2 separate regions of the Homo sapiens genome follow, and region 2 is linked to region 1. The links are chromatin loops, found by intact Hi-C in ENCODE. Cell type or tissue: sigmoid colon. All regions are shown on one strand. Each heading gives the region's core, and the rest is flanking DNA. Links, peaks and the distances in the headings are about the cores only. Region 1 overlaps THADA (THADA armadillo repeat containing). Region 2 overlaps LOC107985876.

Region 1 (11,497 bases), core at 5,675-8,174:
AACCTAATGTGTTTTCCATCTATCCTTCCAAAAAGGGACATGTTTTATTGCCAATACTACTAATGTATTACTCACATTAAGATTGCTATCAATGATTCATATTAGCATTTATTGTCAGTGAATTAGGAGTTGATAATGTAGTTTGTTAGTCACAACCTCTTTCTCAATTCTTTGTCTACTTCAGTTTCCTCCTTGTTAGCTTTATTTATAGTGGATGGGAACAGAAAATATGGATGAAATAGTAAAACATACAAAGCAATACCTGAAACAGATATCCTTGAACCATTCATACTGTCACACAGAAATCTAGGGGACACTCTTCTGTCTTAAGTAGGAAGTAGGCTTTCATGCCAGTTATTTTGCTCTATATTTACAATAACTCTTTTAAGTGTTGTTCTGTATAACTTACAGAATTCTAAAACAGAGTATGTATTTTTCAACCTATAAAAATCAATTACAGTACTCCCCTCCTCAAATTTGAGGAGGATGCATTCCAAGACCCCCAGTGGATGCCTGAAACCATGGTTAGTACTAAACCCTATGGATTCTGTTTTTTCCTATACATACATACCTGTGATAAAGTTTAATTTATAAATTAGATATCATAAGAGATAACAATTATAACAATAGACCATAATAAAAGTTAAGTGAATGTGATTGCTCTCAAAATACGTTAGTGTACTATACCACAGGTAACTGAAACCACAGAAAGCAAAACTGCTAATGAGGGAGGACCATTGTAATGTAATATACTGTGTGAATAGACTAAAGAACAAAACCCACATTATTAAGCAGATACAAAAGAGGCATTTGACAAAATCTAATGCTATTTTATGTGAAAAAAAACTAAGAATGGAAGGGAAATTTCTCAACCTCAGTGGAAAATCCAGAGTCAACAATATACTTGATGGTAAAGGACTGAAATCTTTCTCTCTAAAATCAGGAACAAGACAAGGAAATCCACTCTTGTCACTCCTATTCAACATTGTACTGGAGTTCCTAGTAGGCCAACTAGAGAAGAATAAAAAATAAAAGTTATCCAGTAAAGGAAGATGCAAAACTATCTCTATTTTCTGATGACATGATCTTAAATATAGAAAAATCCTAAGGAATCCACACACATGCAAATTAAAGCTTGTCTATTAGCAAGGTTTCAGGACAAAAGGTCATCATACAGAAATTGTACACTAGCAGTGAAAAATCTAAATGAAATTAAGAAAACAGTTTCATTTATGATAGCATCAAAAAGAATAAAATACTTAGGAATAAATTTAGCAAAGGAACTGCAAGAGTTGTTCACTGAAAATTATCAAACATTTTTTGAAGAAATTATAGGCCTAAATAAATGGAAAGATCTCCTGTGTTCATCACTGGAAGACTTAACTATTGTTAAGATGACGTATTCCCCAAATTAATTAATCTATAGATTCAGCACAACCTCTGTTAAATCCCTTCTAGCTTTTTTTTTTTTTTTTTTTTGCAGATCTTAAAATACATATGGAAATGTGAGGGACCCATAATAGCCAAAACAATCTTGAAAAAGAACAAAGTTGGAGGCCCCACAGGTCCCAATTTCAAAACTTAATGCAAAGCAACAGTAAATTAGAGCTTGTGGCATTGACATAAGGTTAGGCACATAAATCAGCAGATTAGGATTGATTGTACAGAAATAAACCCCCACATTTAATAAAGGTGCCAAGACAATTCAGTAGAGAAAGAATAGCCTTCAACAAATGGTACGGGGACAACTGGATATCCACATGCAAAAGAATGAATGTGATCCCCATCTCATACCATATTCAGATGACTCAAAATGTCTTAAAAACCTAAATGTAAAAGCTAAAACTATAAAACTTGTAGAAGAGGACCTGGGTAAATTTTTGTACCTTGGATTAGATAACATTTAGTTAGATATGACACCTAAGGTACAAGCAATACAAAAATTGATAAATTAGACTGGGAATGAAAAAAACTGATAAATTAGACTCGATCAAAATTAAAAATGTCTGGCTGGGCATAGTGACATGCACCTGTAGTCCCAGCTACTCGGAAGGCTGCAGCTGGAGGATTGTTTGAGCCCAGGAATTCAAGGCTGCAGTGAGCTATGATTACACCACTGCACTCCATCCTGGGCGACAGAGCAAGAAGCTGTCTTAGAAAAGTTAAAAAAAATTTTTTTTAAATAAAGCTTAACCAGCATCAAGAAAAAAAATGTTTTTCAAAGGACACAATCAAGAAAGTATAAAGACAACCCACAGAATGGGAGAAAATATTTGCGTATTATACATCTGATAAGAGTGGAGTGTCCAGAATATATAAAGAACTCTTATAACTCAATAATAAACGACAACCCAATTTTAAAATGGACAAAGAATATTTATCTCCAAAAAAGATAGGCAGATGGCCAGTAAGCACACAAAAGGATACTTAACACCATTAGTCATGAGGGAAATGCTACAATGAGTTACCATTCCATGCCCACTAAAATAAAATGCATGGAAAATAACTAGTATTAGGGAGGATGTGGAGAAATTGGAGAACTGGTGAAATTGGAACGCTAATACATTGCCAGTGAGACTATGAAATGGTGCTACCACTTTGGCAGTTCTTTTGAAGGTTAAACATAGAGTTACTCTGTGACCAAGCAATACTACTTCTAGGTATATAGTCATGAGAAATGAAAACATGTTCACACAAAAACTTGTACATGAATATTCTTAGCAAAATTATTCATAATATTCCAAATTGGAAATAGCCCAAATGTCCGTCAAATGAAGAACAGATTTTAAAAATACGGTATATCTGTACAATGGGATATTATTAAGCCATAAAAAAGGAATAACATACTGATACATGCTACAACATGGGGGAACCTTGAGAACATTATGCTAGGTGAAAGAAGCCAAACATTAAAGGCCGCATACTACATGATCCCATGTATATGAAGTATCCAGAAAAGGCAAGTTTATAGAGACACAAAGTAGATTGTGCTTTCCTACTGCAGGAGAATAGGGAGTGACGACTAACGGCTCCCGAGTTTCATTTTGAGGTAATGAAAATATTGTGGAATTTGGTTAGTGGTGATAGCTTCACACTTTGTTAATATAGCAAAAACCACTGAATAGCATCCTTTAAAATAATAAATTTTATATGTGAATTATACCTCAATTTAAAAAAGTAATTTAAAAGTGATTTTAAAACAATCATGCAGTCACCTTTGGAGGTTGGTATGGCATGAACTAATTATTCTGAAAATGATCAATATATGGAAATAATTCTTTACTAACTGATGAACAGGGTAACCAAATAGCAGATGAGGAAAAACTTTAAAAAAATAAAGTTTTTCTGAGGATGTAAATGATTAATGCAGAAGGCCTATAGAATATCGTGATTTTGCTGCACCTAATGGAAAATGTAATGATCATCATTGATCGCTAATGAGGGCACTTTATAAGGGATATCTTAGTCCCTTCGGGCTGCTATAACAAAATACCACAAATTTATTTCCCACAGTTTGGAGGCTGGAAAGTCCAAGATCAATATGGTGGCAGATTCAGTGTCTGGTGAAGGCCTACTTTCTGGTTCATAGATAGCACCTTTTAGCTGTGTCCTCACATGGTAGAAGTGAGGCAGCTCACTGGGGCCTCTTTTATAAGGGCACTAATCGCATTCGTGAGAGCTCTACCCCCATGACTTAATTATTTCCCAAGGGCCTCCACCACCTAACTCCTTGGAGGTTAGAATTTCAACATGTGAATTTTTGGGGAACACAAATATTCAGACCATATCAGGATGGATCAGGCAGATAGGATTAGAACTGTCTGGTCCATCTTAATATTACTAAAAAGACATGTGTCTCCTGCCGTCAGTCTATTGAATCAAAGGAGTTTTGTTTCAGAGGGTATCCATTCACTTTGTAAAATAGTCCTCTACAGTTTTGTTTAAGGTGTGCATTTCTCAACATCTCCAGGCACTCCTGTTTTAATTTTACTGCATCTGGCAGCCTTTGTCAGAAAGTATGGCTTAGGGCAAGATGGAGTCTGTGTTTCTGTTTTCCTTTTCTTTTTGTGTTTTTGTGTGATTTCTGAGAGGAGAGAAGGTCCCAGATATCTTTACCAAGTCATCTTAGACCTAAAAGTCTTTGGGAACTACCTCACTAGATCAGGTAGAAGATAATCCAGACCTGAATGAGGGCAGAGATTATATTGATAAAGTAACAGCATGGATTGATTTGTTATTTGGGGATTAAATTAGGCAGGGCACATAGTAGGGCCTCCTTGGATGTTTGATGGCTGTTGAATGAACGTAAGTGAATCTGTTCAGTTTTAGGGTTTTATTGCATTTTTGATATGGATTGTGCCAGTATATCTGTAAAGTTCACTTCTATGGCTACCATGCATGACTTGAGTCAGTTCTGGGCTTCTAGAGGAGAGGTTACAAACTGGTGGCCAGTAGGACAAACTAGCCTACCACTGTTTTATTTGGCTTTCATGGTGTTTGGTTCTTTTTTTCCTTTAATTTCCTGCCAGCATTTCAAAATAGATTTCACATAAAAACCAGGGTTCCTGGCTTCTCTTGAAAAAGCAGATGATCTGGCAAAACTGGACTTATATTTCCTCATGGCAGCAACTCAGCTGACACTGACTGCATTAGACCAAGTCCACTGCTGCCTGTGTCACTCACTTTTCCTGTGAGCATTTGAGCTTGTGACTCTAAGGGCATTGCTTTCAGGAAGCTGTTTTCTAAATCTTAACGTTACTTTTAGTGATCTTTCTACTTATATTGCTATTTAACACACCATGTGGTTATGTCACTTACTTAATTAGAGTATAAGGTCTGTAATACCAGTAAGTATGTGTTTTCTGTTTCTGGATCTTATCCATGGTGCTGGTATAGGGCCTTACACACTGTAGCAAGGTGAGTACATATATATCTCTACACCGATTTTTACAGAGTAATTGAGGAAGCCTATAGTGCCAAAACAGTCAAGACCCTTTTATGCTCTTCCAAAGCATCTTGACACATTGGTTTGGAAAAGATAGGGAAAAGATTATTATCATCTTGGAGAAATAATTTGTGTTTATTCATGGTAATTCCTGCCTCTTATCTTTACTAATGTTATCAGTTAATTTCAGTATTGAAATTACTTGGTAAGTTACTTGCATTGTGAAGCTGATAAGCAACATTTTGGATTTAACTATTTTCTTAGCCATATTAATTACCTGGATTCTTTGAAGTTAGGATTTTTGGATTTTCTTTTTGTTTTTTTAAAGACAGGTTCTCACTCTTTTGCCCAGGCTGGAGCACAGTGGCACAATCATAGCTTACTGCAGCCTCAAACTCCTGGCCTTATGCAATCCTCCTGCCTGAGCCTTCTGACTACCTGGGACTATAGGCATGTGCCATGGCTGTAAAAATAACAACAACAACAAAAAGTCAAAAGCAAAACAAACAAAAAAATCTCTAAAAAAATACTTTTTTTTTTTTTTGAGATGGGGGTCTTACTGTATTGCCCAGGCTGGTCTCAAACTCCTGGCCTCAAGCAGTCCTTCCACTTTAGCCTCCCAAGTAGCTGGGATTACAGGTGTAAGCCACTGGGCCTGGTTCTTTGAAGTTAGGTTTTATAAGTATTTTCTCGTAGGTAAAATGATTTCAGAAAATAAATGGAAAGAGCTGAGGTTTTACTGCAATCTTCATTGTCAGGAAGCATATAGAAAAATGAATTTTTAGAAAAGTGTTATTTGATGCTCTAAGTGCAGAGATTAGTGAAAACTGTTGATGGTAATATTAGGAATATAGGAAAAGGCTGTGTTGTGTGCATGTGATTGGGTTGTAGAGCTCAATTGAAGTCATTGAATCGATGACTGTCAAGTTTTTTTTTTAAATTATTTTATGAACACAAATCTGTCTTTTTAGCCTCACACTAGCCAGTTAGGTAATGATTTTGAATTATCTAGTTTGAACATTGTAAACGTTGGTTTCATGCCAAGAATATTTAAGCCTTATTGTGTTTTCGTTTGTACATTAGGTGCGAAATTCATCCACACTTCTCTTTAGTGCCTTGATCACAAGAATTTTTGGAGTTAAAAGGGCAAAGGATGAACATTCCAAAACAAATAGGTAAGCTCCATTTAAGGCTAACTTTACTTTTTTTAAAAAATACAATATTGTCCTGGCCAAAAACAAATTTTGAAATTGTGCCTACTGTTATAGATTCATCTAGAGCATAAAACTATAAAAATACTGTAATGAATTAACCTATGCTGCCAAGTTATAAACCCTTGGGCAAAAATATCAACTGTTTAATAAGTGGACCTTTCAAAGCAACAAAAATTTAGCAAGGTAGCAAGGGGTGAAATGTAGAGCTTGTTTCTCCATGCAAAAGCTAGTGTTTTTTTTGTTTTTTTTTTTTTAATTGCATCTTCTTTAAGTAGTCCTGAAATGTCTTAACTTTACTTGTATATATTATCCTAGCTTGTATAATATCTTTAATTTTATAGGTGGAAGTTTAAATGTTTATGATCCTCTCATTAGAACATCTCTCACATTACCTTTGCATTAAACTCTTGTACTAAGAGGAGCACCTATATGTGTTAACCACAAGAAATAAACAGTGCTTTTTACTTTTGGTCTTTAGTTTTATGTTTAACCTCTAATTTGTTTTTGTCTTTAAAAAACAGCTTTTTTGTTATGCCTGAAAAGAAACCTGTGGAACCATTTTGATTTTGGGTAGTTTTTAGATAAAAATGCACAAGATCTGTTTGTTTTTAAAGAAGAAAAGCTTTGAATAGTTGTTTTTTAGCACTTAAGAGGATTTAATGGTAATCTAATTGACTTGCAGTTGTTAACACTAGATGTCACTGTTGCTGCACATTTAATTACTTCCTTAACTTTATTTAGGATCCAGTTTGGCCCAGTGGTCTTTCTCTTGAGGATCTAGAGTTATATTCAAAGCCCTATTCCCTTCTTCCCTAAAAAAGTCATTATGCTTCATATTTAAGTTTTAAGCTAATGTTTATTGAAATGCATTTTTGTGTGATGGAACTAAATCTTAGGAATTAAAAAAATATGAAATCATTTTGTGATGTACTAGTGATAATTCTAATGAAACCTACTATGGTATTTCCGAATTATCATTTAAATTGCTTCTTGTCACCCTGTAACATTCACCAGATATTTAAAAGGAAGGTAACTGGCTGTAAGTATAAATCCCTTGAGCATGTTCAGGCAATACCAGAGAGCTTTTTAATTTTTTTTTTAACTGAGTATTTTTTAAATAAATAAAACATTACTCTTGTGGAGGGATGATTATAATTTTTATTTTTTAGCCTGTTCTTAAAGAAATTCTTCCTGTCACTAACTTGAAATCACTAATATTTGTTTCTCCTTAGCTTTGTCTATTTTGTTAATAATTCTCCAGTGTGCTACAGTTTAAAACAGTTGGGTCATGTTATAAGGCCTTGATAAATACTGGTATAAATGAAATATGATATTAAGTCATCAAACAAGTAAAATTAATGTTTAAAACTGAACTTGAAGAAAATTTTTTTTTGTTTTTTATGAAGTGATTCTTGAATATATATATAAATATATATACATTTTACTATGTATAGGAGAAAATGATCAGAAAATGAGAAAACCTCATTTAGGTTGTATCTGAGGGAGGAAGAATAGGGCAGTGATACTATACAATTTTAATTTTTTGCCAAAGTTACAATGATGGAAACCTCCATTATAAATTTATTCCTCTTGGATAGGAAAGATTACAAAATATATAAGATTTCTAGAAAAAAGGAAATAGGAATGAGAAGTTTTTAACTGTGAAGAATGTGAGAGCTTTTAATTTTAGTAATCTGAAGATCGGTATGGACCATTATGTGTACAAGGCTTCTGTTCCCTGTTTAACCCATGAAGATATATTTCTTGGCAGCTCCCATTAGGTTTGCTTTGCAAAACCTTTAGTGTCTTAAATTTGCAGTTGCTTGTGATGGTTCTTTTAGTTTTAGTTTGTTTAATTATGTCACTTTTTGTTTAAATGTTTATATGCCTGTTCCTTCCAATATTAACTTTCTGAAGGAAGGACCTTTTTCATCTGTTCTGGGTACGTAATGGGCACTTTAAGAAGGCTAGTAATAATGATATCTTGGTTGGTTACTTATCCACCGGATAACTAACCTCAGCCGGTGACACACCTCACAAGTCAGTTGTTTCCTTTCACAACCACAGATTGTCCTGCTCGCAATTTGGAAATGTGTGTTCTTGGTCAGAGGGAACTGGACATAAAAAGAACATCTGCTTTTTCCATCTAATGGGAAATAAAGGTCTGACTTGGAGTAAACAAACCTGGTTTCTAGGCATTTTGCTGCCACTGGAGATGACCTTAATAGGCCCCCTTATCCACTTTGCACTTCAGTTTCTCCATCTATATACCAGGAATAATAAGATCTGTGCTGTCTACTCCTAGGGCTATTGTGAGGATAAAACAAACTATTAGAAGTTCATTTTCTTTAACATATTGGAAGTCCTAGGCAATTAGAGATATAGTTTGGTTTTTCTTTCTGTTACCACTTCTGTGATTGTACTCATCTGATTGTCTTGCTCTTAAGACCGTGCTTTTTGAGGACAAGGTCAGTATCTTAACCATTCTTGGGTACCTAGAGTCTAGCATAGTATCTGGCATATAGAAGGCATATAGGAATAATTGCCTAATGAATAAGTAAATTTTGTTACTAGAGGAGAAATAAGAAATCTGGTTTCTACTCCTGCGTTTGTTACAATATAACCACTATAATCAACTGAGACAAAATAGCCAACCTCTCTGGGCTTTGGTTTTCTTCTCTGTAAAATAAGGTTTGGAATATTCCTGAGGTCTTTTCTTTTTTTAAAATACTAAAGTAAGGCTTTACATAATGTTACTGGAATTGTAAGTTTGGTAAAATGATGTATTCCCAGTGCCGTAGAACAGTCCCTGTCGCATAGTACAGACAAGAAGTTCCTGTTTCATATATAAAGAAAGGAGCAGAGGATCCTTTGTAAGTGTGTAGAGGGTACCTGTAATGACTGAATTTTTGCACCCATTAGTCTTATTTTAGATGTGTTTTTTGGGTTTTAAAGAATGAGAAAACAGAAGTTTCACTTGTGCTTTTAAAGTAATATTATTACATTTTAACTTTTAAAGCTCTTTTCCTTTCTGTTTATTGCTGCGTGACTGACTTGGCCTGACAGAATGAAGAACTGATTTTATGTAAAATCAGAACCAGCAAAGCTCTGCAACCTGTGCAATATGCATGTTTTCTAAAATAGCCTCCATCTCCATGTGAGTGAGCTCAGCTTCATAGCTCCTCATTTCTTACAGGACAGGAGCTAAACTAATATGGCGCTTAGCTCTAGGTCTTTCCTTTTAGCCCCTGTGTGTATTAACTTTCAGCTGTGAGTCCCAGCTAAATGATACATGTCAATATGTAGCAATCAGAAAAGGTTTATTTTTGACTTCTTGGAGTGTGCTTTGCCAAAGCTTCATGCAGGTTCTTAATGTATAGCATTGTCTAGCTTTTGCACACTCTCCACCTTAAATCAGTGAGCCAATGAGAATTTGAAAGCACTTATCATGAACTCAGTATTAACATAATAGGGGAGTACATGAAGAATATAAAACTTGGATCTTACTCAAGGAGTTTACAGTTCAGTTAGGAAGACAAAAATTGTTACATGTGAGTCAGATACAAATAGGAGACACCATATAAAAATCACCTGTACAATGTGATGTGAGTGATGAACACATTAGAAATTTATAAATGGTAGAATTGAGTGGAGTATATGTTGGGGGGAAGTAGTATTTTTTACAAGGCATTGGGAAATGAGTAGATTTGGGGTACATGGAAACAGGTAGATTGAAAGAGGAACAAAATAATAGTTTTGTTTACTGTGTTAAGTACAATCTCTATTCTGTCTTATTAAAGAGAGCTCATATTCAAATTAATAGCTTAGGATAATTTAGTACAATTTAAGAAGAAAATGTGTTTCTAAAATCATGGGATGATCCAAGTAAAATTGTTTCTAGTGACTATGTTGGGAGATGTTAAATTGTATTTATTTTATTTTCCAGGGTATAAGTGATAGAGAATTATTTTAGTTATTTTTCTTAGCATTTTAGTGGTGTAGGTCTGGAAGGATCCTTCAAGGGGCATCTAATCCAGTCCAGCATCGTGCTTATAGAGAGATTTTGAAGCAATTTCCAGACAGACTGGCTTCTCTCCTGTTCTTCATGTTTTCTAGGAAAAGAGATTCCACAAGTTTCTGTGGTTACCCACGCTATTGTTTGGGAAAGAATTGAATTCTCAAAACTAAAATTGAAAGCTGCAGGGCAATTGGGTTTTCATATTTTAGAGAATGTAATTATTAGAATTCAGAATAGCTTATTTGCTTCGAACTACATAGTAACTTGTAGCAAGCCCTATTTGGCCAAATTGAAAAACAGAATTTTCTTTTGACTGTGGCCGGGGTAATTTTTTTTTCTTTTTTTTTTTTTTCCCCCCCAAGACAGAGTCTCGCACTGTTGCCTGGGCTGGAGTTGAATGGCAGGATCTCAACTCACTGCAACCTCTGCCTCCCGGGTTCACGCAATTCTCCTGCCTCAGCCTCCCGAGTAGCTGGGATTACAGGTGCACACTACCACACCTGGCTAATTTTTTGAAATTTTTTTTTTTTAGTAGAAATGGGGTTTCACTACATTGGCCAGATTAGTCTTGAACTCCTGACCTTGTGATCGCCTGCCTCAGCCTCCCAAAGTGCTGGGATTATAGGCGTGAGCGGCCAGGGTAATATTAACATCCTCAAACCCAAACAGTTCTAATTTTCTCCACTGAACAAGCATTTATTATGTTTTTACTCTGGGCCAGGCCCTCTGCTAGTTACTGGGATCCAAAGATAAATCAGAAATACTCTCTGCCCTAGGGGACTCCAAGTCTGATGAAGAATATGGCAGTTATCTGTGGTGCTGGAGTCTCTGTTCAGTTGTGTAGAAGGACAGGAGAAGTTGTGAAGGAAGGTAACATTTCTTTAGTGCGTGGGCCATGCCAGACCCTTTATACATGTCTAACTTAGCCGAGATCACAGCTCTGCGAGGTAGGCAGTATCATCCTCATTTCACAGAAGAGGGACCTAAGGCTCATGAGGTTTAGCTACTTGCCTGTGGCCATACAGCCAGAAAGTGGCAGAACTAGAACACAAAGCGAGCTCCATCTGCAGAGCACATGCTGTTACACACCAAACAACGGATTCCCTCATGGGCAGGGTGTCACCTTTTTGGAGTTGGCTTTAGATTTTATTTTGTCAGACTCTTTGGGAAATTAGCCACTTCACCCAAAGTCTGAATGTTGACCAATAATCTCAAATCTCCCACATAGTAGGTTGATTTTAGCAGGAAAGGTAGGAGTAAACCAGAGGAGAATTTTGTTTTGGGTTGACTTTAAGATTCTTTATCTGGACGGTAAAAGAC
Region 2 (11,497 bases), core at 5,942-8,441, 400 kb after region 1:
AAAATGTGCCTAATGAAGGCTGGGCACGGTGGCTCACACCTCTAACCCCAGCACTTTGGGAGGCCGAGGTGGGCAGATCACATGAGGTCAGGAGTTCGAGACCAGCCTGGCCAACACGGAGAAATCCTGTCCCTACTAAAAATACAAAAATTAGCTGGGCTTGGTGGCTCATGCTTGTAATCCCAGCTACTCGGGAGGCCGAAGCTGCAGAATCGCTTGAGCCCAGAGGGCAGAGGTTGCAGTGAGCTGAGACTGTGCCACTGCCCTCCAGCCTGGGTGACAGAGTAAGACTCTGTCTCAAAAAAAAAAAGAAAAAAAAGAAAAATGAAAAAGAAAATATGCCTAATGAACTAATGGTTTGGGCTAAAACAATTTTTAAGCAGACTGTTGAAAATGCTAGTTGGATTAGAAAATGCTAGTTGGATTATTTTAGCTGTATATGATAAAGACAGAGAAAGATGAGTTAAAAGGAAGCTTTAACTTTCAAGCAAAATTTATAAAACATATACAAGAGCCAGGGGCTTGCTGGATTTGAAAATAAATCTGCTTTTCATTCTCAGCCTCCCAGATGGCAAAAGATTCTCAAAGTATGAAAGGGCTTCAGGACAAAGATAAAACCCAGAGTGGGACTATAAGAACCTTTGTTAAAATCTCAGAAATATCTAAGGCTTCATAAAATATTTTGAATAGACAAAGGCCCTCTAAGTATTTCAAGAGTGTGCCTCAGTGCTCGCTTCAGCAGCACGTATACTAAAATTGGAACAATACAGAAAAGATTAGCATGGCCCCTGTGCAAGGATGACATGCAAATTCATGAAGCACTTCATATTAAAATAAAAACAAATTAAAAATAAAATGAAAAAGAGTGTGCCTCACAGATCCTCTTCATTAAACAACAGGGCTTCTAAGTATCTTAAGTAAATCGTTTTACACCAGCCTCACATTGAGAATGTAGAGAATGTTTTCTTGATGAAATGTTTGGTTATAGCTTTTGACTAACAGAGTGAGCCCCAATAGGATTCATGGGAAACCCACACAGTTTTTAATAGAATTATTTTGTCAGAAGCACCACCAGCTTGGGCAAAAAGGGTCAGAATAGTGTGAAATGAAAAAAGGCTTTTGGACCCCCAAAATTCTATGGGAAGGAAACAAGCTGAAAACTACTCAGTTGGAAACACCAGGTGTATTGGTCTGTTTTCACACTGCTGATAAAGACATACCTGAGACTGGGCAATTTACAAAAGAAAGAAGTTTAATTGGACTTACAGTTCCACATGGCTGGGGAAGCCTCACAATCATGGCAGAAGGCAACGAGGAGCAAGTCACATTTTACGTGGATGGTGGCAGGCAAAGAGAAGATGAGCTTGTGCTTCTTTTTTTAAAACCATCAGATCTCGTGAGTCTTATTCACTATCACAAGAACAGCACGGGAAAGACTTGCCCCCATGATTCAATTACCTCCCACCAGGTCCCTCCCACAACACGTGGAAATTCAAGATGAGATTTGGGTGGGACATAGCCAAACCATATCACCAGCCATTTTTTATAGAGAAAGAAGGATGATTCAGAAGGTGGAACCAAGAATCTAGAGAACAGAGCCAAAAGCCACAAAGAATCATTCCCAGGCAGTAGAACTGAGCCCTAATCAAGAAATTGGCAACACAATATGAGCCTGAATGGATTTCAGAATTGCTATGGACCAGTCATGGCTCTGTGCCTCCTCTCCCCTCTCTTGAATAAGAGTGTTTATAGTGGCTACACTATGCCTATCTCATCATTGGATGTTCAGTGTGTAAGCAGCAGATAACTTTTTTTTTTTTTTTTTTTTTGACACAGTGTTTCACTCTTGTTGCCCAGGCTGGAGTGCAATGGTGTGATCTTGGCTTGCTGCAACCTCCGCCTCCTGGGTTCAAGCGATTCTTCTGTCTCAGCCTGCTGAGTAGCTGGGATTATAGGTGCCTGCCACCATGCCCAATTAATTTTTGTATTTTTAGTAGAGAGAGAGTTTCACCATGTTGGCTAGGCTGGTCTTGAACTCCTGACCTCAGGTGATCCAACTGCCTTGGCCTCCCAAAGTGCTGGGATTACAGGTGTGAGCCACTGCATGCGGTCCAGTAGCAGATAACTTGTCTCTTTAGTTCACAAGTCTCTGAATAAAGAGGAATAGTACTTAAGGAAATGTGCCTGAGGAATTACATCTGAGGAACTTCCTCCATACCTGAATGGTTGATATAATGGGATCCTAGACCTCTCTAGCCTAAATCTGATGCCATAATAGATGAGATTTTGGGGGATCTTTGCAAAGGAATGAGTATATTTTGTATGTGAAAGGAATGTAAATAATTTATGTCCAGAGGATAGACTATGGTGGTTTTAAATATGGCTCAGATTGTTGACCCATTTCCTATCAAGAAATGGAACTGTTTCTCCCTCCTGCTGTACCTGGGCAGGCCTTTTTAACTGCCTTAACAAATAGAATGAGGTAGAAGTGACACTGCATGGCTTCCAAGTTCTGGATCAGGAAAAGTGACGCAGCTTCTGTCTCTCTGGATATATGCCTTTGGATTGCTGAGTGGCCATGTAAAAAACTCCAGCTATAGCCGGGCGCGGTGGCTCATGCCTGTAATTTCAGCACTTTGGGAGGACAAGGTGGGCGGGTCACCTGAGGTCAGGAGTTTGACACCAGCCTGGCCAACACGGAGAAACCCCATCTCTACTAAAAATACAAAAAAAAATTAGCCAGCCATGGTGGTGGGCGCCTGTAATCCCAGCTACTCGGGAGGTTGAGGCAGAAGAATTGCTTGAATCTGGGAGGCAGAGGTTGCAGTGAGCCAAGATCGTGTCATTGCGTTCCAGCCTGGGCAACAAGAGCAAAACTCCGTCTCAAAAAAAAAAAGTCCAGCTATTTTGGGGCTGCCATGTTGGAGAGCTCATGTGGAGAAACCACACAGATAGAGAGATGCCTGAAAGACCCTGGCTTTCGCAGCCTCCGCTTGTTTGTGTCCTCCCAGCCCAGGCACCAGACCTGTGAGTGAAGAAGCCTTGAAACTGATCCTATCCTCAGTCACAGTCTGACTACAGCTTCATGAGACCCCAAGCCAGAACTTCCCAGCTGATCCAAAGAAACCATGAATGATAATAAATGATTATTGTTGTTTTAAACCACTAAGTTTGGAGGTGGTTTGTTATTCAGCAATACATAACCTCTTTTCTAAGTGATCTAGAAAACAGGACAAACAATAATACCTACTTCAAAGGAGGGAAAACAAGTAAGGAGTAAATGAGTTAGACTTTGTAAAGCACTGAGCTCAGGGTCTGGTATGCAGTAAACTCTCAATGAATGCTATTTACCCTTTACAGAGCTTCTCAGTGGCTGGTATCTTGAATGATAGTGAGTCAAACAAAAGTGGTGTTTACTTTAAGTGTACTCTATTTAAGAAGGAACTATGTGCCTGACAGTGAATGTTTGTTGAATAAATGAAAAAAGACAATGATTTTCTTTTTGGGGGGGTGGTCGCTACTCTCCAAAGATGGCCCTGGATGATATTCATTCCCTTCTAGAGTTCCTTCCCGTGCTGAATCTGGTCCAGGCTTGTAATTCACCTTAAGCAGCAAAATATGTCCAAAGTGGTGCCAAGCCATTGCCAGTCCTAAACTTTAATAAGGCTTGGTGACTTCCACTTTATTACTTCTGGGAGCCCTTAGCTGTGATGTAAGAAGTCTGGATACCCTCTTGGAGAAATGCGCATGAAGAGGAGATGTGGAAGGGCCACATGGAGAAGGAGGAGCCCATACAGGACAGCAGGAGAGAAGGAATCCCATCAATGCACCAGTCCCAGCCTAGCCCAGCCCTCCAGGTTCTTTCCAGGGTACCTGACATGTGAGGCCACCATCTTGACTCAGCCAGCCCAGTCTAGCTCCCAGATGACTTCAGTTCCAGCTGCCATCTGGCTGCAGCAGCATAAAAGTCCCTTGGTGAGATCAGTGGAAGAACTGCTCAGCCAACTTATAAAGTTATAAGAGATAATAAATGTTTGTTGTCCATTTTAAGCCACTGCATTTTAGAGTGGTTTGATACATACAGGTAGATAACCAAAAAGTAAGTGCCTAGGACAGCGCCTGCCATACAGCAGGCATTCAATAAATATTGGCTGACTAAATGAATGAACCTCTTCATTCTCTTCCTGTGAAACCTTTTCTGCCTGGGTCTGGGCCTCCTGAGACGCCCTCCTTACCTGCTGCTCACCCCTCCTCACCTGCTGCTCACCCCTCCTCTTCTGCCTTGCCCATGTCCCCCAAGGAATAGGGGACTAAAGTAAAATGGGTGCTCCTGTTGGGTTCCCAAGAGCACAAAACCCTGAAACAGGTCTCCCTTGTGAGGAAATTCCAGGCTGTAGATCTCTAGGTATAATGGAGGCAGGTCTCTGTAAGTTTGTTAAGAGAAAATAGAAGAGAGAATCTGTTCTGGTTCTCTCTTGGGTTTGAATTCCAGTCTCTCCAAGTCCTGACTGTGTGGCAATGAACTGCTGATTCAACCAACTTCCTTATCTGGAAAATGGGTTCAATGTCAAGGCCTTAGTGTAAACAAGTAACCATGACATCCTTGGTACAGCACCTGGAGTGTGGGAGGTGCCATGGGGTCATTAGTGTGTCTGCATCGTGGATGAATCTCATAGACAGGATGAACTAGGTAAGCTGGTCATGAAAGCACATGCTGTTGGTGATTCCATTTCAATGAGGTTCAAAAAGAGGCAAAATTAATTGATGGTGAGAGAAGTTCCAAATCACGGTCACCTCTGAGGGGGACGAATGTTGACTGGGAAGGGGATCCAGGGAATCTTCTGGGGTATTTGCAGTGTTCTACATTTCATCCAGGTGTGTTTGTATGTAAAAGTTCATCAAGCCACGCCATTAAGACGAGTGTGTTTTACTGAGTGTGTTATATCTCCCTAAAGAAGTTGAAAAAATGTTCGCATGTCTCCCCTTCATGCAGGAGTGATCTTCAGGAATTCTCCAATTCTAGGGCCTCTTGCTCCTCATGGGCTCTCTGTCCTGCCCCCTCACCCCAAGTCTGCCCTAGAGCAGCTTTGGCAATGATATCTTCCTGCATTGCATGAATTGGCTGGCACTGCCCAGCCTGGCCTGGGGCTGAGTTCCAGGATGGGAGTCATGTTGAGGGATGCATTAACCTGCTCCTGAGAGGGCAGAGTGGCTGGGCTTGGGTGTCCTCAATGTCTCTGGGGGCTGGTGAGTGGGAAGGGGGCCTCACCCCTATACACGGGGATGTCTGGCTGTGTTGGGGGCCGGGGGTGTTTGGAATAAGCGAGCAACAGCGGCACATCCTTGGCATGACGGGCCCGCTTCCTGGAAGGAGAGCAGGGAGGGGTGCTGCTGAGGGTGTCCAGGTTGGGCTGAAATGAAGAGCCTGTCCTGCTCACAACCCTGCTATTTGGAACCTGGAGCCATGACGTTCCTCAGAGTTTCCATTCTCTGTGCTGCAGCTGTTGGTTACGTGTTTCATTCAAAATGCTTTGCAGGAAGCAGCAGGCTTCACATTCCAGGGTTTGTAGTCATTTTTTCTCTCAGAGCTCTCGGGCTGGGATTAGAATGTTCTTCAAGCCACACTGTCCTCGGCTGGACTCCCCAAGAGGAAGTGGGTGGGTCTCTGGGGGAAGAGAACATAGGCCTAAATGCAGGGACGGAATGAAAAAAGATTGGCCAGGCGTGGTGGGTCACGCCTGTAATCCCAGCACTTTGGGAGACTGAGGCGGGCAGATCACCTGAGGTCAGGAGTTCGAGATCAGACTGGCCGACAAGGTGAAACCCCGTCTCTACTAAAAATACAAAAATTAGCTGGATGTGTTGGTGGGTGCCTGTAATCTCAGCTGCTTGAGAGGCTGAGGCAGGAGAATCACTTGAACCTGGGAGGAGGAGGTTGCAGTGAGCCGAGATTGCACCACTGTATTCCCGACAGAGCAAGATTCCGATTCAAAAAAAAAAAAAAGAAAAAAGATTAAGGCCAGCACAAGTAACTCCTAGAGAGGCCAGCTGAGTTGAGGCCCAGGTATAGTGAAGGGTAGAAAGCTGGTGGGTGGTGGCTCTTGCCCTCCCCAGCGTTAGGCCAAGGAGAACGCAGAGCCTGTGGTGTGTGCACGTGTGTGGTGGGGTGGGGGCAGGGGGCGTGAAACAGACTCAGTGCTGGCCTTTTATCCTGATGGACCCACACTCATGCTTCCTCTCACTGTGGTCACTGCCCTCGGGCTGAGGGAGAGGGTGACATGGGTGTCACTTGCTGAGGCGGCAGCAGGAGACGTATCCTCAGGTTTGGGGCAGGCAGGGGAGCACATTAGCACGTGGACCACATAGATACGTGGATGCAGACAAACAATGACGAATGTTTGCTAGAGTGTCTGCTATGCTCCTGGCACCCGGGTGGGTGTTGGGAATAATACCGCAGGTACAAGACAGACTCTATGGTTGCCATCACAGGAAGGCCTGGCAGAGATGGCCTGGAAGGTGTCCACTGGGATAAGGGAGGGAGAACAGATTCAGGCAGTGGGGGCTGGTAGGCGCCAGGCTCCAGTGGACAGAGATGGGAGCAGGCGAGTGTAGACCGCCGTCGTAGATCCCGGGAAGGAGTGGTACCCAGAGAGTATGAAGGAAGGGCAGAGCCCAGGAAGGAACTTGCAGGGGGTGTGGAGTGGCTGAAGATCTGGAAGGGGAAGGTGACGGACAGATTAAGTCCTGGGGTCCTGAGACAGGGCTCCCTCTCCAAGTCATGAAAAGCCCAGAGGTAGGCTCAAGAGGAGGAGGAGGAGGAGGAGGGGAAGGGGCAGGGGCCACAGGCAGCCACCCCTAATCCAGTGTCACCCTTTCCTTTGCGCTCCTGGGGCAGAGGGAAGGAAACCCTCCCTAAGGGTTAGACCCTCATTAGGCTCTAATGAGAGCCTAAGTCTGGCACTTTAGAGGTGACAAAGCACTTTTGCTTCCCGTGTAGGCAGAATTCTAAATATGGCCCCCAATATTTCCATCCGAACCCCTGAACATGATAAGACATCAAGCCCATGATCATGTGAAATTATATGGCAAAGGGATTTCAAAGACATCATTAAGGATAGAAATCAGTTGACTCTGAGTCCAAGAAAAGAAAGATGAGTTGGTAGGGGCCTAATCGAATCACACGAGCCCTTTAGAAGCAGAGGGTTTTCTCTGGCTGGGGGCAGGAGAGGAAGTCACAGATGTGAAGTGTGAGGGAGGGTTCGATACATCTTTGATGACTTGAAGAAGGAGGGGACCATGTGGAAAGGACTCGAGAGAGAGCAGCTTCGAGGAGCTGATAGAGATCCCTGGCTGACCGCCACCTCAGTCCTGCAACTGCAGGAGTGGAATTCCGCCACAACCCGAATGAGCTTGCAAGGAGATGCTTTCCCAGAGCTTCTGGAAAAGAGCTTCTGATAGGAGCCAGCCAGCTCACACTTTGATTTTCAGCTTGTGAGACCCTAAGCAGAGACTATAGCTGAGCCCACCTGGACTTCTGACCTGAAGTGTGAAATAAGAAATGGGTAGTGTTTAAGCTGCTTTGTAATAATTTGTGATGCAGCAATAGAAAACGAATATACTCCACTTTCTCATTTAACCCTGAGAAGGTCTTTGGGAAGCATCTGACGACTCCCTCTGCAGATGGGACAGGCTAAGTGAGGCCCTCGGTTTGCAGGTGCCCAGCTGCGGCTCAGGGCTGAGCCTAGCTGATTTTTTGGTATCACAAACGCTTTTCCCACCTGAACGGCCACAAAGGAACCACAGGCACTCAGCCTTGGCCAGGAGCACCAGAGGTGGGGGACCTGCATCTCACACTCCCCTTTCTAAGATGCACCTCAGCAGATGCAATCCTGCTGGAGCCTGCAGGGTACAAAGCCATCCCAGCCCCGCCACCTCCCTGGAGAAGAGCAGAGCTCTTGGCAGAAACCAGAGAAGGGCAGTGACCTCAGCCTCCCCCTTCCTCTCAGATGACAAGTCTGGGCTCTGTTAAGGCAAGAGACAGGAACTGAGATCCAAGGAGCCATGAGGTTCGGCTTCCCCTCCCCAACATCCAGTAAAAAGCATTCTCTGACTTGTCGGGATGGGGATTTTTTGAATTTTATACTCGTTTTCTGAATCATTTGTTGGGCACAGTTGGGCATCTCCTAGGAGTCCAGAAATGTTTGCAGGGAGGGAGGTTTTGTTCCTGCTTTATTGATTAAAAAGCCCTAATGAAGGTTTTCTCATTCCTGCAGAGGCCTTTTCTAAAAACCTCCTTAATTCTTCCCAGATGGCGTCCAGTTCTCCCTCCCCAGCAGGGTGGGGCTTCAGAAAGTAGGAGGGCTTTGTGTCTGGCCGACTGGGGATCTCAGCTCTGTCACTTAGTCCCTGAGGGGTGCGTGGGGGCAGGCAACCTCCCCAAGCCTCAGTTTCTTCAGGAGTTTCTAAGATGCAATGAGCCAACAGATATGCACAAGGTCCCTGGCAGGCAAGAAGGAAGCACTCACTATTGCTTCCTTACCCACGTGCCTGAGCACAACACAAGAACTACCTTGGAAATATTTTTTCGACAAAAGAAAACAATTTTGATTCTCATGACAGGCAGGCCTGGTTGGCCAGCAGCAAGAGTCTTCTGTCAGCAAAGTTTGCCTTTGTGCTTCACCTTGCCGAAGCTACTTCCTCCATCTGTGGCGCATTTCCTTCTTTCCAGCCCTCCCTGGCCAGATCCCAGGCCCTGGGAGCGGGGACACACTTGAAACCTCGGCAAGAGTCTTCGAGTTCAGTATTGCAAAGGGAGGTCAGGGTTGAATGGTGGAATCCAAGGCCCTGGAGCAGATGGGCCAGTGTGGGAATATTTTCGGGCAGGGGAGGAGGATGTTGCCAAGGTCCCTCAAGGTGTCTGTCGGGTGGGGACCAAAAGCAGTGGTTGTGCAAGCCTCTCTCCTGCTTGGGTTTATCCTGACTGTCTATTTGCAGGTTTGGAGGTTTGAGCTGAATCCTCTTAGAAGTAGCTTTTGCTGTCCTTGACATTTGAGAAAAATCTGCTTGACTTCAGCAGGTCCTGGGGGCAGAGTTTGGGAATGTGGGAGTGGTCATGTGTTTGTCGGGGTGAAGGGTGAGAGGACCTTCAGGCTCTGGGCCCCAGAATCGTTGGCCCCATGACAAGAAGATTGGAGGGTTGGTGAGGCTGTTTTCCCTGCTGTTCCCCATGGCTTCTGGGGTGTTCTGGGATGGATGGTATTTGAGGGCCAGTGCAAGTCCCTGGGATTTGGGAGTAAAGCTAGTTCCTCTTAGGGAAACCTTCCAGGGCAGAGGCTGAAGGAGGTACTGGGGGATGAGGGGGGTGTCTATGAACTGGGGCCCTATGCTCGGACTGGGATTTTGAGGCCAGGGCCCAGTACTGCCCTCAGCTGCCTCCACCCTCCTCCCCTGAGCTGTGGGCTTAGAGCTGAGCCAAGCATAAAACAGACAACCTCTCTCTGCTTCTATGTCCCCACCCCCATCCTGACGAAGTCTGGTTTTCATCACTCATTAATCACTGCAGCTTCCCACAGCCTGTGTCTGTCTGTCCACACTCACCAGCCCCCTGGGCCCTGGGGGGATGGATAGACAGACAGGCAGATGGTCTTTAACTTGGGGAAATTTCGGGTCACACTGTGGGCTGCTCCCTCCCCCAGGGCAGGGGAGAGGCATGCTTCCTGGGTTGTTAGAGGTCACCGCTACCCCCAGCCTGGCCTGAAGCTGCCAGCCCGACCCACCTCACCCTGGCAGCAGGCAACTGGGGCCATTAGCTGTCCTGTTCACCAGGAAGGAAATGGGTTGGAGGGCTGAGGAATTCTAATGAAGCTTCCCCAGCTGGCAGGCCGGCTGGCGGGTGAGAGCTGGCACCTCCACCCCTGCTAGAGTCGGTGCCAGCCCTGTCCGGCCTGGCCCGCTTGGTGACCACCTGCCGCTGTGGGAACCCCGGCCTTGGGCCGCCTCGCAGAGCCCCTGAAGATTCCCAGGCACTGGGGTTCTCGGCCCCTGCCAGCCCACCCTGCTTCCCTCACATCACCTCTCTGCTCCTGTCCTCCTTCCCCTTCCCCTTGACCTCACCACCTTGACTTCTCTGAAGGAGATGGGGCCTCCAGGGTTGCATTGCCATGCATGACCCCACCCACCAGCCTCTCATTGCACGCCACCCCCTCCAACCACCAACTCTGGACTCCTGAGTACTGATCTGGTTCTTCTCTGACCCACTGTCAAGTTGGAGCTACTCACAGCCTCTCTAGGCCTCAGTTTCCTGGACTCTAAAGTGGGGTGAAAATTGCAGTTCTGCTACATCTCTTAGGGTTACCCTCCTGCTATGACTAATTAGAATGCCATTGATTGAGGGTCTGCTGGGTGTGGAATATGATGTGCAACTGGTGGGAAAGAGTACCAGGTGCCCTAGGTAGGGTGCCAAGGGTCACCCTCACTGTCATCCTCATCCCAGGGCCATAACATCACTGAATTTGATCACAGAATTTGCCTTCTGGGCCCTCCTGGCTTTTGCATACATTTCTCTAGGACCTCCCTGCTGACCTCAGCCTCTCCTGCCTTCCAAGAGGATTTGTCTTTTAAAATAGGAGACTAAAGACAACAGCTCTTGTCCCACAGAAAAAGCATTCTCTAAAACAAGCATGAGGTTCTAATGGCAGGACTCCAGGTGCTGCAGTAGTTGAGTGGGGGACATTCTAGGTGAGGCAGGGGGGTGTGGCGGGGGTGTGGTGGGGGTGTGTGTTTCAATTAGGTGGCTGCCAGCTTACCTTACCTTGCATGGGGCGGGGAACCCCAAGCACTACACTGGAACTTTCCCCCTCTCAACCCTGGACTTGTCCCCCTCCCCAAATGTCCCTCATGGGAACCGGGTACACAGTGGCCATTGTGGTGTGGGAGAGGAGGCAGGAAGTGGCAGTTGAGAGGGCCACTTTTGGAGTCTAACAGTTTTGGGTTTGAATCCCGGCTCAACCATTTGCAGGTTGGATGACCCTGGCCTCTGTTTCTTCATCCATAAAATAAGGATCGTAAGAGTACTGCCTACCTGGTGGGGCTGTCAAAGATTAAGTGATATAATATGGTTAAAGTGCTTGGTCACGGTGCCTGGCCAGAGAGGGTGCCCCATACATGGTGGCTACAGTGCTAGGAAGCCCTTAGCTCTCCCAGATACCATGGCCTGCCTGCCATGCAGGGCACTGGCTGACGGCTGGTGGGCAGCACGGCCTAGGGCTGGGAGTGGTGGTGAGGAGTGTCAGGCAGCCATGGGCTCCCCAGTGGTGGCCACAGCAGAGAGCTGGAAATGAGACCAAGTGTGATCTTTCCTCCCTGGTCCCACGCTCCGTGCTCCCCCAGAGCTGTGTCCCTGGAACCCAGGAGCCTCCAGCTCTGGCTACACGCCAGCCTTTCCTCATGCAGGCCTCTGTCTTTATAGCCTCCTGTTGGCTCATCTGCCCTGGTGGGT

The links. A loop is a pair of places that touch in the nucleus more often than their neighbours do. Peaks named below come from ENCODE experiments on the same cell type or tissue, not always from the same donor. Only the 100,000 strongest peaks of a DNase experiment are listed, where the experiment ranks them.
Region 2: it touches region 1 in a loop (3-fold over the local background); 3 of 110 quality-filtered maps call a loop at or near these places.

What each region holds. Positions count from the first base shown.
Region 1 is chr2:43,479,857-43,491,353 of GRCh38, reverse strand. It overlaps THADA (THADA armadillo repeat containing), which reads left to right. Exons shown (of 38, transcript NM_022065.5): 26 at 6,029-6,120. Among named protein-coding and RNA genes, the nearest start is that of THADA, 110 kb to the left of the region's middle. In sigmoid colon, for the core only: a CTCF peak has its summit at 6,839 (motif pointing right); no DNase peak of the experiment used is centred there; H3K27ac peaks cover 91 bases.
Region 2 is chr2:43,080,724-43,092,220 of GRCh38, reverse strand. All of the region lies in intron 2 of LOC107985876, which reads left to right. It overlaps LOC124907756 (a long non-coding RNA gene), which reads right to left. Exons shown (of 2, transcript XR_007086299.1): 2 at 8,121-11,497. It also overlaps the pseudogene RNU6-242P. Among named protein-coding and RNA genes, the nearest start is that of LINC02580, 16 kb to the left of the region's middle. RefSeq lists enhancers at 4,652-5,190, 5,191-5,730, 7,280-8,046, 8,047-8,813, 11,056-11,497. In sigmoid colon, for the core only: no CTCF peak of the experiment used is centred there; DNase peaks (open chromatin) are centred at 7,380 and 7,970; H3K27ac peaks cover 2,263 bases.